2 separate regions of the Homo sapiens genome follow, and region 2 is linked to region 1. Evidence: read pairs that join two places in POLR2A ChIA-PET (ENCODE). Cell type or tissue: MCF 10A. All regions are shown on one strand. Each heading gives the region's core, and the rest is flanking DNA. Links, peaks and the distances in the headings are about the cores only.

Region 1 (2,922 bases), core at 199-2,698:
GGTTTGCCAGAAAATAATTACATCATTATGATTTGACAGGAGGGGAAAGTGCGGTATGGTATGGCCAAGTGATTTGTGTAAGGTCACATGGTAAGTTAGTCTCCAGACCTAGAACAGTGGCTGTTACTCTCTTTTGCTTATGGAAACTTTTTAGGATTCCTGAGGAAGTTGTGGATCTTCTCCCCAGAGCAACATATTTGTGCATTTGTGTAGGGGTGTGTGTGTGTGTGTGTGTGTGTGTGTGTGTGTGTGAGAGAGAGAGAGAGAGAGACAGAGAGAGAGAGAGAGGAGGGCTTACTTGCATTTGATAAATCTTTTCCATATGACTTTAGGCAATTGCTAGGTTCCTTAAGTCCTGCCATGGACTCTATGACAAGGACTCTTCATTGCCTAAGTGTTATTTCCAAGTCTCCTGAAGATTCAGGCTAAAGGGTTTGGAACTTTCCTAGACCTACAAACATGTTATTAAAAGGGATAGCTGGAGAAGGTATTAAAAATCAGGTGGTATCGGCTGGATGATTGCTTGAGGACAAGAGTTCAAGACCTGTCTGGGAAACATAGGGGACCACTGTCTCTAAAAAAGAAAAAAAAAAGCCAGACATGGTGGTTCGTACCTGTAGTCCCAGCTACTCAGGAGGGAGACTGAGGTAGTAGGATTGATTGAGCCTAGAAGATCAAGGCTGCGGTGAGCTGTGTTCACACCAGTGCACTCCAGCCTGAGCAACAGAGTGAGACCCTGTCTCAGGCAGTTCCTTGTCTCTCTCCCTTTTCGTACACACACACACACACACACACATACACACTCACACAATATGGGTATAAACATTTTTTTAAATGTAGAAACTCAGTGTTCAGCACATCTTGCCTCAACAGTAAACTACCTACAGACAATTAAATAATTGGCTTTGTTATGTTGGGATGCTTTCACCCATAACGTTAACAGTTGCTTATCTTATTTAAGGGAAGGAAGTGCTTTATCTAGGATAAAATTATTTTGATAGTGTTAAAAGACAAACTTTAGAAAATTTAGCAGAATTTATCTGAGCAAAGAATATCTCATGAATCAGGCAGCACTGAGAACCAGGAGAGGTTCAGAAAGCTGTACCCAGCATCATGGGTAGGCAGTATTTATAGACAGAAAAAAAAAGTAATTACAGAAACAGCTTGACTGATTACAGCTGAGCCTTGGCCTTATTTGGGCATGGTGTAGTGAGTCATTTGCCTTATGTGGACATGGTCTGATGAGTTAGCAGGCTGTGACTGGCTGAGGCTCAGCTGCTGTGATTAAGACACAGCCACTTCTTACAATAACATACACTCAACTTAGGATGCAATGTGTTATTAGGAAATGAAAGCATGAGGTCAGTCTCATGCCAAATTTATTTTAACAGTTATGTGAGAGACAGCTATCAGTGTGTTTTAAAGCTCTCTACTTACAAAAGAGAATAATTAATGCTTTTCTCTCTTCAAGAAACAAACTTTAAAAAAAATGAGGCGTAACAGAAAAAAAAATAAATGCTCTACCATTGATGACAAGAGGAAACCATTTAAACCCAGAAAACACAAACAACTTGACAAGCACTAAGTAGTTGATGGGTTGAACTTCGTGCTTGAACTTGTGTGCCACCAGCTCAGAGTGTGGATCATGTACTGTGCTCTTGAACATCACAGAGTTTGTACCCTCTGTATCCCACCTAGTTCAAGCGACATTTGATCACTAAAAGCAACCTTAACTCCATCAAATGAACTGAAGATTAGCCCCAAGCCAACAGAATCCTGAGCTTTGTAACAAGGTATCTTGAGTTCTTAATCTCAAGATAAAGTAAATTAACTATATTTCTACTGTTTATCTTTAAGTTGAGGAAAAACCATTTACAGTCCTGTTGAATAATGACATTTCTGTCAACAATGGACCACATCATGATAGTGGTCCTGTAGCATTATAATACTGTATTTTTTTCCTGTAACTTTTCAATGTTTGGATACAGAAATACCACTGTGTTACAGTTGCCTACTACTGTATTTACTACAGTAAAGTGCTGTACAGGTTTTTAGCCTAGGAGCAATAGGCTTTACCACATAGCCAAGGTGTGTAGTAGGCTATACCATCTAGGTTTGTGTAAGTACTAATGCAGGATATTTTCTTGACCCCTCCAATGGACTCATGACAGGGGTGCCTTGTTTACTCAGCCCTCCCTGCTCAACCCCTTGCAGGAGGGAATGTACAAGCTAACGAGTGAGGGAGCCAGAGTGAGTGACCACAGGAACTGGCCAGTGGTCCAGCAGGAGCAACCTCTGTTCACTCAGGTCCTCCAGTCTCCACCCCTTGCAGGAGGGAGTGTGAGAGCATAGGAGTGCAAAAACCAGCTGACTGCTTCAGCACCAGCACAACTCTGTGAGGCCCCGTGGCAGCATCCAGGTGGGGGTGCCTGCCACCCCAAGGCCCCAGAGGGTGTGTTACAATGCTCTCTTAGCTCCACCATCCACAGACAGCAGTATGTTATCAGCTCAGTGGGCCTTTTGCCTCATCATGTGGGGTGGCTGCCCTCTACCAGCGAGGGCAAAGGGCCAGTGTGACAGCCTTTTGGGTCACCTGCACGTGGTGCATCCCAAATGCTTGTCTGGTGCCCAAGAGGAATGAGGTCACATGGCCAAACCGAAGGATGATGAATGTAGAAAACTTTATTGCATGATAAAATCAGCTCTTGGCTGGCTGCGGTGGCTCACACTTGTAATCCCAGCACTTTGGGAGGCCGAGGTGGGTGGATCACGAGGTCAGGAGTTCGAGACCAACCTGACCAATATGGTGAAACCCCATCTCTACTAAAAATACAACAATTAGCCAGGCATGGTGGCGCATGCCTGTAGTATCAGCTACTCAGGAGGCTGAGGCAGGAGAATCACTTGAACCTGGTAGGTAGA
Region 2 (2,922 bases), core at 175-2,674, 1.4 Mb after region 1:
GGACCTGAAGTGCCCTCAGCCAACTACATGTCATATCTGAAATGATTCCAGGCTCTACATCCCACCATCTGCTTAAAACCTTCCTTGTCATCTGGTCCCCTCTGCTGCAGATGTCTCTAGCTTCTTTCCTCCTCTTGAGTAGCCTGTGTAGATTCGCAATCAAATTCCAGACAGCCTCCTTTGCTCTGACCTGGCATAACCCTAAGAGGTAGCTTCTCATATGAATTATTGGGCTCCACCTGATCATATCCATCCTTGCCATTTTATCTTTATTTGCCTAACACGTATTAGACATTTACTTAAGTCAGACACTGGTTAGTTCTTCTCCTGCATTAAATCCATTTACTTTTCAAAAAGATGCCATATGGTAGCTCATATCATTGTCCTTATTTTACAGAGAGTAACATAAAGTTTTAGAGAGATAAAATATATCTAAGATAGCTCAGAAACTAGGGGGCCAAGATGGGAATTAAAGCCAGAATATGGAACCTATTTTCTTATGACCCACACTGTGTTGGGCAGTGCTACAGACCAAGACAAAAGCACCTAAAACTGATTGCATTTCCTGTGTATGAGGAGTCATGAGCCTGTTTCCCCAGTTGTTACATGTTTGGATGTGGTTTGTCCCCAACGAAACTCATGTTGAAATTTGACCCCCAATGTAGCAGAGTTGAGAGGTGGGCCTAGTGAGAGGTATCTGGGTCATGAAGGTGGATTTTCTATGAATAGATGAAGACCTTTCTCCTAAAGGGGTAAGTTCTTCCTCCAGAGGAATGGATTCATTTGCAAGAGAACGAGTTGTTAAAAAAGAATCTGAGGCCAGGTGCGGTGGTTCACGCCTGTAATCCCAGCAATTTAGAAGGAAGAGGCAGGAGGATCACTTGAGGTCAGGAGTTCGAGACCAGCCTGGCCATCAACGTGAAAGCCCGTCTCTACTAAAAATACAAAAATTAGCCAGGTGTGGTGGTGGGCACCTGTAATCCCAGCCGCTTGGAAGTCTGAGGCAGGAGAATTGCTTGAACCCAGGAGGCGGTGGTTGCAGTGAGCTGAGATCATGCCATTGCACTCTAGCCTGGGTGACAAGAGCGAAATTCCATCTCAAAAAAAAAAAAAAAAGAAAAAGAAAAGAATCTGGCCTCCTTGGTTTTTGCTCTCTTGCTTCCTTTCTTGCCATGTGATCTCTTTACACACAGCAACTCCACTTTCACTTTCTGCCGTGAATTGAAGCAGCCTGAGGCTCTCACTAGATCGGCTGTGCAATCTTAAACTTTCCAGCCACCAGAATCACAAGGCAAGCAAACCTCTGTTCTTTATAAATTACCCAGTCTTGGGTATTCTGTTACAGCAGTATAAGCTAGACTACGACATTTGTCTAAGAGTGGTCTCCCTACTTAGGTTTAAGTTTCTTGTGTGCAGAGGCAATTTAAAGGCACAGATCGAGTTTTCAAATATTTGTCTCATGGGACCTATGCCATATGTCAGCTTTCATCACCATCAAAGAAAAGCTGCCACTACGGAGTGTGTGTGTATGTGTGTGTGTGTTTTCTACTCAGCTTCAAGCTGGATTGCCTAGTATAAGGAGATTTAGAGTTGTTTCTCTGAGATTTAGACTAACTAGCAATGATTAGCCATCATCAAAGCCTAGGTTTTATTCTGGAGCAATTATCACTGTTACAAGCAGGAAATGTGATTATATGGCTTATTGTTTTCTTCTGATGATTAATTTATTTGGGACATTTGATGCTGCTGCTGCTGATGATAATGATAATTTGGCATTATCAATAATAATAATAGTAATTATTATTTGGCCCTGCCAAAAACCTCTAAATTCCTGCTCCTTTTTAAATGGAACACCATGTAGTGAAAAACATGGCATCTGTCATTTTCACTGAAAAAAATAAAAATCTGTCCTTTTAAGCCATCTCAATTGAAGGCAGAATTTAATAACATGCTTTTCCTGACTGCTGGGTAATTGAAAAAGAAATAAAAATAAAAAACTTTTAAAACTCTAATAAGTAAGAAAGGCATACTTCTTTATCTCTACACAGACCCCAGCCTTCTCAATGAGGTGATCTGAAAACCACTCAGGCCACTATGCTCTAAGGTAGCCAAGATGGATGAGAAAAAGAAACCAAGGATGGCTCTGAGCCACATCCTAAAATCAAGATTGTCATCTGCCCTTAGCACCCTGTTAGCTAATTTCTATGTCTGGGACAAGGCCATTAGAATTACCTGTATCCCCCTCTCCTAGCACAAACACACAGGCACACACTGTTCCAGTTACCTATCACTGCTACTTGAAATTTTAGTAGCGTAAAATAACAACCACTTCATTAGAGCTCACATCTTTGTGGATCAAGAATTTAGGCAGGCATTGGCTGAGAGATTCTTCTGTTCCATGTGGCATTGACAAAAGTCACTTCTGGTATACGGCTGGCAGACAGAGTGGCCTAGAGAGTCCACAATGGCTTCACTCATAGGCCTGACACCTTTCTGAGGATGGCTGGAAAGTTGGGTTCAGCTACACCTGTGGTCAGGAGACCCTACATGAGACCTTTCCAGCTTGGAAGCATCAGAGTAGACAGACTTGTTATGTCGTGGCTCATGGCCCTAAGGATGACTCTGTCAGTGAACAAGGAAGTCATTGTATGTTTTATGTGGCTTACACATGAAAGTTACATAATGCCCCTCTGCCATACCCAATTGGTAAAAGCTAATATAAATACATCCATAGTTCGGGGTATAGATCTCACCTCTTAATGGAAGGAATATTGAGGAATGTGTGTCCATGTTTTGAAATTGCCACAATTATGTACACACAATCTTTTTCATTTCAAATTCCAAGATCTGGGTATGAGCAGGAAAAATGTCCCAGCTGAAAGGAGTCAAAGTTCATATCTTTCTTCTTTCTCCATCTTGCCT

Evidence for each region. ChIA-PET counts read pairs that join two places held together with the same protein. Peaks named below come from ENCODE experiments on the same cell type or tissue, not always from the same donor. Only the 100,000 strongest peaks of a DNase experiment are listed, where the experiment ranks them.
Region 2: POLR2A ChIA-PET joins it to region 1 with 6 read pairs; 1 of 35 experiments calls an interaction of 5 or more read pairs at or near these places.

The regions. Positions count from the first base shown.
Region 1 is chr10:109,060,903-109,063,824 of GRCh38, reverse strand. No RefSeq gene overlaps it. Among named protein-coding and RNA genes, the nearest start is that of LINC02661, 350 kb to the right of the region's middle. In MCF 10A, for the core only: no CTCF peak of the experiment used is centred there; a DNase peak (open chromatin) is centred at 1,244.
Region 2 is chr10:107,652,463-107,655,384 of GRCh38, reverse strand. No RefSeq gene overlaps it. Among named protein-coding and RNA genes, the nearest start is that of LINC01435, 420 kb to the left of the region's middle. In MCF 10A, for the core only: no CTCF peak of the experiment used is centred there; a DNase peak (open chromatin) is centred at 1,224.